Regions from separate parts of the Homo sapiens genome. Here region 1 is linked to region 2. Evidence: chromatin loops called from intact Hi-C (ENCODE). Cell type or tissue: Caco-2. All regions are shown on one strand.

Region 1 (5,000 bases), 64 kb before region 2:
TGTTGTTCAGGCTGGTCTTGAACTCAGGTGATCCTACCACTTTGGGTTCTCAAAGTGCTGGGATTAAAGGTGTAAGCCACTGTGCCCAGCAGACTGAAATCATTTTATAACTGTGCTTTTCAATGTTATCTTAAAATTAGCTGGGGAAGAATTCTGTTTAGTTTTTGTTTTTTGGTGTCAGTCTCATTTAAAAATTGACAAGGAAATGAATGGATTTGTGGTAACTGCCTTTTAACTTTGTAAATTTTAACCTAATGTATGTTTAAATTATCAGAAATAGAAAATTCAGATACTTCTATACTTACTGACTTATTATAAAAACTGTGCCTAAACTGAAGGACAGAACCACTTAAATTATTCATTTATTTGAGAAGAAATTTTCTATTTTAATTCAACAATGACTTTTTTCACTATATTTTCATGGTTGAACTGGCTAGAGTGGGTAGTTATTTCAATAGGTGTTGGAAATTAAAAAAAGTGTAGATAGTTTCCAGTTTACTGATTTTCTTCCAAAAATGTGTTTGGGACATAGAAAATGTTTTGCAGAAGCAGCAAGGAAAATCATGTGATGAAGGTTAGGCCCTAGGCTAGAGCCAGAATGTTTCTTAACTTGTGCCAAAATGTCCAACATTTGGAATAATAATGGCAAACGGTGCAATCACTGAAATAAAGCATGAAAACCATGCTTAAACAAGAGGGTTCGTTCTATACTTGTGTTAGCTTTTAGCTTTAGGGGGTTTTGTGGATGGAGAAAGAGGAGTGGTGTAAGGGATCTTTAAGATTACTTGGAGGAGACTGGAAAAAATGGATTCTTTGGGGCAGGGGCATTTCCACTGGTAAACCTGGGCACTTTTAAGGACAGAGGATTATGTATAATTTTGATCTATGGTAATAGCAGTCTTTTATTAAGCAATTATTTATTGAGCATTCTGTTATGTTCTGATCTCTGAACCAGGAACTTTGCAAAATGGTATCATTTAATCTGCAAGGCAGAGCTTATCACTGCCATTATACAGATAAACTGAGGCTCATGGCAAGTGACGGCTGATACACAGCTTCAGATCTACTCCAGACTTACATGTAAATGTCTCCTTGCCCTTCATACATATATCCATGTGGCCAGTGACCCATGATTTACTGGTGGAGCAAAGGAAGGCATAGAAAATGGAATATGGGTGGGGTGTCTGTTTATCTCTAAACTGAGCTATAACTGAAACAAAAAAAGAGGATGAGAGTAGGGAAACATGGTATGTGTAAAATTCCTCTCAGAGTGAAGAAATGTGAGGTCAGTGTTTCCCAGCGTTAGCCTCTGGGAAGTAAGTGCCTTTTCTCCAGCTTGGTTACTGCATGGGGAATTTGGAGAGAGATGGTAGGGTATTTGTAACTTGGGGAACTCCAGCAATATTTGGGACAGGGGATGTATGTGGATGGAACCTTTTTGTATAAAAGATGTGAAATCCCTTTTACCCTTCATCCTCCTTTAGGATCCTGCTTTTTTTTGAGTCAGAGTCTTGTTCTGTCTTCCGAGGCTGGAGTACAGTGGCGCTATCTGTTCACTGCAACCTCTGCCTCCTGGGTTCAAGCAATTCTCCTGCCTCAGCCTCCTGAGGCTGGGATTACAGGTGCCCACCACCACGCCTGGCTAATTTATTTATTTATTTTTTAGTAGAGATGGAGTTTCACCATGTTGGCCAGGCTGGTCTCAAGCTCCTGGACTCAAGTGATCCACCCGCCTCGGCCTCCCAAAGTGTTGGGATCACAGGCGTGAGCCACTGCGCCCAGCCCCGATCCTGATCCCTATCCTGCTTCTTTAGAAAAAACTGATGTTTAGAATAAAACATTTTTCCACCCCTTCATTTTTAGTGTGAAATGCATGCATCCCTTCACCTCTGCTGTGAGATACCACATTTTATGCCATCCTTGGGATCCCCTTTTTTCACAAGGTTCTCTTATCCTGCTCCATAGGCTGCCAGCTCTAGTGACCATCTATTGTGTTTAGTATTGAGTTATCTCCCTTTTTAGGGAGGAAAGGGATGTAATGGGAGAGGCATAGGCAGAATGCAGGAAGGGGCACCAAAGCCTGTGCTCCTTTGCCAGCACTTGGACTCCAGCTGTGTATATTCATTAATAATGACTCACAGTTATTGAACACTAGGCACTGGGCTCAGCACTATGTCTGCATTAGTTAATGTAATTATTACAACAGCCCAAAACTTTTTGGTACAATTCTCATCTCTATTTTAGAGAGGACGAAACTAAGGCTTAGAGAGTGTATGGCTTGTCCTGTTGGCTGTACCTGGCAGTGACAGCATCTCAGACGTGCCGGTCATAAATGTAGCCATTGGCAAAGATTTCCCATGTCAGTTCCTTCCGTCCTGCATTATTGTGGTGGCTGCTATCCCAGTAGAGAAGTAACACAGTGACTTTGGGAATATTTCTCATTCTCTACAGGGGTGGTTCTCCACAGGGGAGGAGATTTTACCCTTCCCTATCCCGGGGATATTTGGCAATGTCTGGAGACAGATATGGCTGTCACGCCTGGGAGGGGGGTGTGCTACCATCATCTCAGATAGAGGCTAGGGATGCTGCTAACGTCCTGCAATACACAGGACAGCCCCACCCTAAGAATTACCTGGCCCCAAGTGTCAATAGTGGAGAACTCTCGCTCTGCAGGTTTCGCCTAGTTCCTATGCATGGGGATGTTTGTGTTTCCGAGAGCGTCTGTACATTGTCATCAGACCCTAAATCATGCTGGCCCCAGGTGTCAGTTACTTGACCTGTATTTGCTTAGGACACAGTATGTGCAAGACACTCCTGGGTGCTCTGTGGGTTACACAGCCTTACTCTACCCCTCACCACCATGTTTAGTGAGTAAATGATTTACCCAAAGAACCACAGTTAGGAAGTGGCAGAGCCTAGGTCTGAATCCTTCACTAACTCCAGAGACCATGCTTTTTTTTTTTTTTTTTTGCGTGGTGGTGCATGCCTGTAAGGCTGAGGCAGGAGAATTGCTTGAACCCGGGAGGTGGAGGTTGCAGTGAGCTGACACCATGCCATTGCACTCCAGCCTGGGCAACAAGAGTGAAACTCTGTCTCAAAATAAATAAATAGGTAAATAAATAAAATTAAAAATTTGCCATGCACACCCAGCTAATTTTTGTACTTTTAGTAGAGATGGGGTTTTGCCATGTTGGCCAGGCTGGTCTTTGAACCCTTGACTTCAAGCGATCCTCCTGCCTCGGCCTCCCAAATTGCTGGGATTACAGGTGTGAGCCACCATGCCCTGCTGAGACCATTCCCTGTACTCGTTTACTGTGATGGTAACCAAAATGTTCCATCGTGTGGCATGTTGCTGAGCCTCCTCTCTGCCTCCTTCAGTTTCAACAAAGTCGTGGCAGGAGACTGACAAACAGCAGTCTCTGTGTGGGGACCTTGAGTGGCCATCCAGTTGCTCTGTAGTAGGAAGTGGTAGGGAAGTTGGAGGTGAGGAGGGCCCGTTAGTAGGGAACTGAGGCCAGACTTCTAAAAGAGCAAGGAAAGAATTTCGAATGACATGGTTCCTCAGCATGTCTGCAGGGAGGAGGTTTATTGCAGCAGCATTTAGAACTAGCTCAGAGGAGAAATAATGGGCGAAGGGAGATTGGTACATATAAGGTAATACCTATTGTATTACAGATTTACTTATGTAAAATGCTTTTCTAAAATCTGGTTCTCTCGTATTTTATATACCAGATGTAACTCAAACTAGATGAAATAGAACCATAGACTCAATCCTTCCTAAAAGCTCAAGGCTTTCTGGCTTGGTAATTTTGTGGGGAAGCACTTGCAGGAAAAACACTTTGAAATATGAAGAAGGAAATGTGATTCCGGTGGTTTCTTTATAGGCCCTAAATCAGTACAGGAAGAAATAGGACAAGAACCAGAGAAGATTAACTTTCTGAAACTTTACAAACAGCCTAATTCCCAAGTAGAGAAAAGTATATTTTAAAGAATGAATACTGGGGGAGGAAATGAGGGAAGGTGAATTAAGCCTTCACAGTGGCTGCTAAGGAGATTACCCTGAAAACTTCCCAGGTGGGAATCTGAAACTTACTTCTACAAATGTATGCATGTGTCTCTACTAGATTGCTTGTAGTTTCCCAGTAGAGCAAAAAGCAGAAGCCAGAGAAAGATTTGAAGGTGTTAGGTAAGTGCTCTAGTTTTGCTTGGCGTGCATGCACGGATACACATGTAACATGCACACTTCTGCTATTTCAGTTCTGCTGACAGCTGATGAAATCATGTGTCTCACAAGTTTAGGACCACTCTTGAGTTCCTTTCCTTCCAAAGATTTGCTATAATATTTCATAGATAAATTTGTGCTTCCAAATTACTCCTTTCTGCTAAAATCTGAGATTTAACCAGAAGCCTGTAAATACCCTAGAGGAGAGAGGAGAGTCTGTTGGAAAAATGTGGGGCACACAACGATCCTACCACAGTGTTTTGACCAAATTTAATAGTTTATTCTTGTGGTTATTTTTTCTAACATTATGAACATTTTCAAACATTCAGAAAAGTTTAATGAATTTCACAGTAAAAAGCCTTATTCTCAGATTATAAGTACATATTAAATAGTCCTAATTCAAAATCCTAAACATTCCAAAATCTGAAACTTTTTGTTGTTGTTGCTGTTGGGTTTTTTTTTTTTTTTTTTTTTTTTGAGGTGAGTCTCACTGTCGCCCAGACTGGAGTGCAGTGGTGTGATCAATGCAGTGGCCCATTGCAACCTCTGCCTCCTGGGGTTCAAGTGATTCTCCTGCCTCAGCCTCCCAAGTAGGTGGGATTACAGGCGTGCACCACCAGGCCTGGCTACAAAATCTGAAACTTTTTGAGTGATGACATGACACTCTAAGGAAGTGCTTATTGGAGCATTTTATTTTTCAGATTTTAAGATTAGTAGTGCTAAATGCCAGTGTTCCAAAATCCAAAAAAAAGAAAAAAAATTGAAACCCAAAACACTT
Region 2 (5,000 bases):
AATACATAGTGTTGGGTGTTGATGGTGCTGTGAATAATGCAACAGGCCAGTAAACAGAAGGCTAGGCAGAGGGAAGAACTGGTGGAAAATCCTCGAGGTGGTATCAAGTTGGTGTATTAGAGGAACAATTAGAACTAGACAGTGTCTCCAGAGCAGGATGAGCAAGGAGAAAAAGACAGTAGCTGTGGGGCCTGGAGGGCCAGGGCTGACGTAGGTCCCAGTGATTTGTCTCTGTTCATGTGACAAGTCATTGTTAAGGTAGGAAGTGAAATCATGGCCTTGTGAGTCTTTCTGAGCAGCCTCTTCTCCTTAATAATGGCCCCAGTTCTCTTAAGTCCCTCTAGTAAGCTAGGCATGTAGGGAAGTATATAAATCCTTTCAGACTACCAGGGAACCACTTAGGGTTTGAAAGAATTTATGTACTTTCCAACTGCCTGATTTAATAGCTGGGACAGCCTTAGGCATTTGGTGACTAAAAGTCATAGATACCATTGAGATTCCAAATAAATTATTGAAAAACATAAGGGTGATGTTTTCAGATACCTTCTCAATTAATTATTACATGTTTTTGTGTTGTAACATTATAATGGTTCTGTGCCTTAAAGTATTACCAAGTAAATAAAACAGCAGGAAGCTCTCTTTGGTGCAGTATTGAAATTCTTTTAAAACTGGACTTTTAATTAAAAGTTGTAATGCTTTTAATTTATTAAGTGCCTTCTGTGCAGTATTCATTCAGTACGGTACATAAAGTACTCTTACAATACTTTGAAAATAAGTGGTTCTAGTTTACCTCTTAGTGAGCATTGAGGATTAGGGTTCAGATGACTTACTTAGGCTGACATGGCTGGTAAGGATTGGAGTTAGGATTCAATCTGGGTCTTTGGCTATAGCCATTATTCTTTCCAGTATATTTTAGGAAAGATCTCCTGTTGTGTCCTGAACAAAGCAGATGGCCAGTCAGTAAACAAGGGCACGAGTTCACTTTTAACAAAAATTAAGAAAGCCGGCATCACTTACATTACTCGTCACTGTGCGAGGTCGCTGCTGTCTCTCCTGAGGCTGTGGTAACCCACAGAGCTGCAATGGGGAAGGGCAACGGGAGACCTGCACATAGGTTGGAAGTGGAAGTACTTGCTACAGTGCCATCTCCAGCTGTTGCAAGGATCAAATGGCATTTTTGTGGAGATAGGTTAGCCAGGACTTAGAAAAGAATGAGGCGTTAGAATACATCATGTGTTATACAGGTGGAGTAATATAGCATGCTGTGGGGTCGCAGATTGCTGGTAGAGTTGTATGTCAATTTTTTTTTTTGTTGTTGAGACGGAGTCTCGCCCTGTCACCCAGGCTGGAGTGCAATGGTGCGATCCCCGCTCACTGCAACCTCCACCTGCCAGGTTCAAGCCATTCTCCTGCCAAGTAGCTGGGATTACAGGCATGTACCACCATGCCCGGCTCATTTTTGTATTTTTGTATTTATTTATTTATTTTTGAGACGGAGTTTCATTCTTGTTGCCCAGGCTGGAGTGCAATGGCACGATCTCGGCTCACTGCAACCTCAGCCTCCCGAGTAGCTGGGATTACAGGCATGCACACCCAAACCCAGCTAATTTTGTATTTTTAGTAGATATGGGGTTTTTCCATGTTGGTCAGGCTGGTCTTGAACTCCCGATCTCAGGTGATCCACCTGCCTTGGCCTCCAAAAGCTGGGATTACAGGTGTGAGCTGCTGCGCCCGGCCGCATGTCGAGTATTAAGCCAGTTTGCCGGGCAGGTCTGACACATGTGGGAACCACCTTTGACTTCCTGGGGTACCTTGACTCAATCATTTTGGACCTCAGTTTTTTTCAATCTGTAGATGTTGGGGTTGTAGTTAATGGTCTCCAATGCCATTTTGGCCTTTTAGAAAAGTGTGTTTGTGTGTGTATGTGTATTTGCAATTTGACACATCTTTTTTCTGACATACCTGTTTTCAACAAGTATTTTTAGAAAAATTTGTGAATGTGTTTAGAAGAATTCATGTCAAGATACATATATCAATTGTAAGTTTTAGAAATCTTTCCTTCAACTGAGAAAATTGTAAAAATTAAGCTTCTCAATGGAAAAGAAAGGTAATTTTAAGCTCCTCTCCTTCAAAAAAGTTCTTATTTGCTAATAGTGTGTATCAGGGAAGGGTCAAATCCATTAAAACTCTCCCAAGTGGAACAAGTGACCTGAATTACTTGTTTGCTTAAGTCAAACAGGAAAGTTCTTCTTCCTTTGAACTGAAATAATTCCAGGAAATGCAGTAAAGAAGCTGAGGGAGAAAGAATGCATCGAGGAGAGACTGCTTTTCCAGCCCAACCTGTCACCTACAGTCTTCACAGCTCCACAAGCTCTGGCAGTACCTGTTACGTACAGTTTATGTGCTTGATAATATTCAGGGTGTTAAATTCATTCACGTTCTATACCTTGATTGTCTTCTACAAACTGGCGTTTTTTAGTTTTTTATGTTGGAGAGCTTTAACTTTTCAACATAGCCCACTGAAATAGGAGTTGTTTTTTTTAAGTACATGAAATAACTTTTAAGATTGTACTTGCCATTTATGATCAATCCATTCTACATTAAGTTCAAAATGTTAAGTAGCAATGAATGTTCTATTTATAATTTACTTTTTCTTCCCTTTCCAAATATCTTTCCAGGAAATGACCCATTCATGGCCGCCTCCTTTGACAGCAATACATACGCCTAGTACAGCTGAGCCATCCAAGTTTCCTTTCCCTACAAAGGTAATTCCTTAAAAGTATGGCAGGCATTGCATCCACCTTAGTGAAAAGCGTAAGGCATTGCTGTGAGGCAGATTGATAAAGTATTACTTGTTCAAATCTTTGGAAATGAGGTTAAAATTATGATTAATTTAGCTTCTACAGTGCTTCAGAATGCTTTCAAACATTTATTCTGCAACTTAGAACATCCTAGATTTTCATAAAGCTTTATAATTTATAAAAAGCATTCAGGATTTTCCAATACGTTCTCTCATTTGAGGATCCTTACTTTAGAGATGGGAGAACAGAGGGGCAGGGAAATTGAGTGTGTGATTTCTCGTTCAGAATTAGATATATGCACATACATCTTACATATCTCACACTCCCTACATTTTCTTGAGTTTAATGTGATCAGTTACACTAGTGCTGGTTTAATAACAAGCAAATAAACTGCTGACTTGTGTGTTTCTGTTACAGTATTTATGAACAATGCGTTAAAACACTGCCATTCTCCTTTTTTTTAATTTATACTTTTGGATAACCTTCAAAATGTAGAAATAGCACCTTCAGATCTGTGTTTTGTTCAATCTGATATGCATGTTCATTGTTTTATATACATAATACATATATTGAGAGAGTGAGAGAGCTATTCCTTTCCATGATACTGTTGTGAAAAGTAGTTCTAGGCCAGGTATGGTGGCTCATGCCTGTATTCCCAGTACTTTGGGAGGCCGAGGTGGGTGGATCACTTGAGTCCAGGAGTTTAAGACCAGCCTGGGCAATGTGGCAAAACTTTGTCTCTCCAAAAAAATACAAAAACTAGCCAGGTGTGGTGGCATGCACCTGTAGTCCCAGCTACTTGGGAGGCTGAGGTGGGAGAATCACTTGAGCCCAGGAGGTTGAGGCTGCAGTGAGCTGTAATTAAGCCACTACACTCCAGCCTAGACAACGGTGAGACCCCGTCTCTCTACCACCAAAAAAAAAAAAAAAAAAAAAAAGGTTCTATCTACAAAAACTCAAATTTGCTACTTTATATATTTACTTATTTTCTAATAATTTTTAAAATGTAACTCATGGACCGGGCATGGTGGCTTATGCTTGTAATCCCAGGACTTTGGGAGGCTGAGGCGGGTGGATCACGAGGTCAGGAGATCAAGACCATCCTGGCCAACATGGTGAAACACCGTCTCTACTAAAAATACAAAAATTAGCTGGGTGTGGTGGCGGGCACCTGTAGTCCCAGCTACTGGAGAGGCTGAGGCAGAAGAATCGCTTGAACCTGGGAGGCAGAGGTTGCAGTGAGCCGAGATTGCACCACTGCACTCCAGCCTGGGGTAACAAAGCGAGACTCCGTCTCAAAAACAAAAAACAAAACAAAAAAAACAGTGACTCATTATTGCTTGTTTTAAATTAAAGCACTAAGCTCTGTAAAAATATCTTTGTGCAACAACAAAGGAAAAATAAACTCTAGGAAAGAAGAGAAGCAATGAAAGCTAAAATTAGGTTAATCAATATTTTCAACTTATGCATGAAAAAAGTTTGAATAGATGGATAGCTGCAAGTCATAATGAAATAATTATAGAATCTGTGATGGGTAGTATGGGTATTCTCTACACTGTTTCCATTTTTCTAGATATTTGAAAGTTTCATAAGACTATCCTTTTAATACTAAAAGCTCAACGGTTTTCTCTTTAACTTTATAAGCCTTAATCTTTTAATAATTAGATATTTTTATTTTCTTTCTAGGACTCTCAGCATGTCAGTTCTGTAACCCAAAACCAAAGTAAGTAAATTTGAAACTGCTTATTGGATTGGAGAACAAAGCATAGCTTTTACTGTTTAACGTAAAAACATTAGTAAAAAATGCCCCAGCAGAGATGAGGCCTTCCTATGTTGAAAGAATAGGAAAGGAGAACAAATATAAAACTATTCTTTATGTGGGATTTAAAATTGTTGACCAGGCGCAGTGGCTCATGCCTGTAATCCCAGCACTTTGGGAGTCCAAGGCAGTTGGATCGCTTGAGCCTAGGAGTTGAAGACCAGCCTGGGCAACATGGTGAAACCCTGTCTCTACAAAATTAGAAAAATTAGCTGGGCTTGGAGTCATGTGCCTGTGGTCCCAGCTACTTGGGAGGCTGAGGTGGGAGGATCACTTGAGCCTAGGAAGTAGAGGTTGCAGTGAGCCAAGATTGTGGCACTGCACTCCAGCCTGGGAGACAGCACAGATCCTGTCTCAAACAAACAAAAACCAAAATAAGA

What was found. A loop is a pair of places that touch in the nucleus more often than their neighbours do. Peaks named below come from ENCODE experiments on the same cell type or tissue, not always from the same donor. Only the 100,000 strongest peaks of a DNase experiment are listed, where the experiment ranks them.
Region 1: it touches region 2 in a loop (6-fold over the local background); 21 of 110 quality-filtered maps call a loop at or near these places.

The regions. Positions count from the first base shown.
Region 1 is chr4:87,023,110-87,028,109 of GRCh38, forward strand. The region is part of intron 2 of AFF1 (ALF transcription elongation factor 1); the gene reads left to right. Among named protein-coding and RNA genes, the nearest start is that of AFF1, 91 kb to the left of the region's middle. In Caco-2, no CTCF peak of the experiment used is centred here; a DNase peak (open chromatin) is centred at 2,702; H3K4me3 peaks cover 380 bases.
Region 2 is chr4:87,087,306-87,092,305 of GRCh38, forward strand. It overlaps AFF1 (ALF transcription elongation factor 1), which reads left to right. Exons shown (of 21, transcript NM_001166693.3): 6 at 2,679-2,765; 7 at 4,488-4,524. Among named protein-coding and RNA genes, the nearest start is that of KLHL8, 130 kb to the right of the region's middle. In Caco-2, no CTCF peak of the experiment used is centred here; no DNase peak of the experiment used is centred here.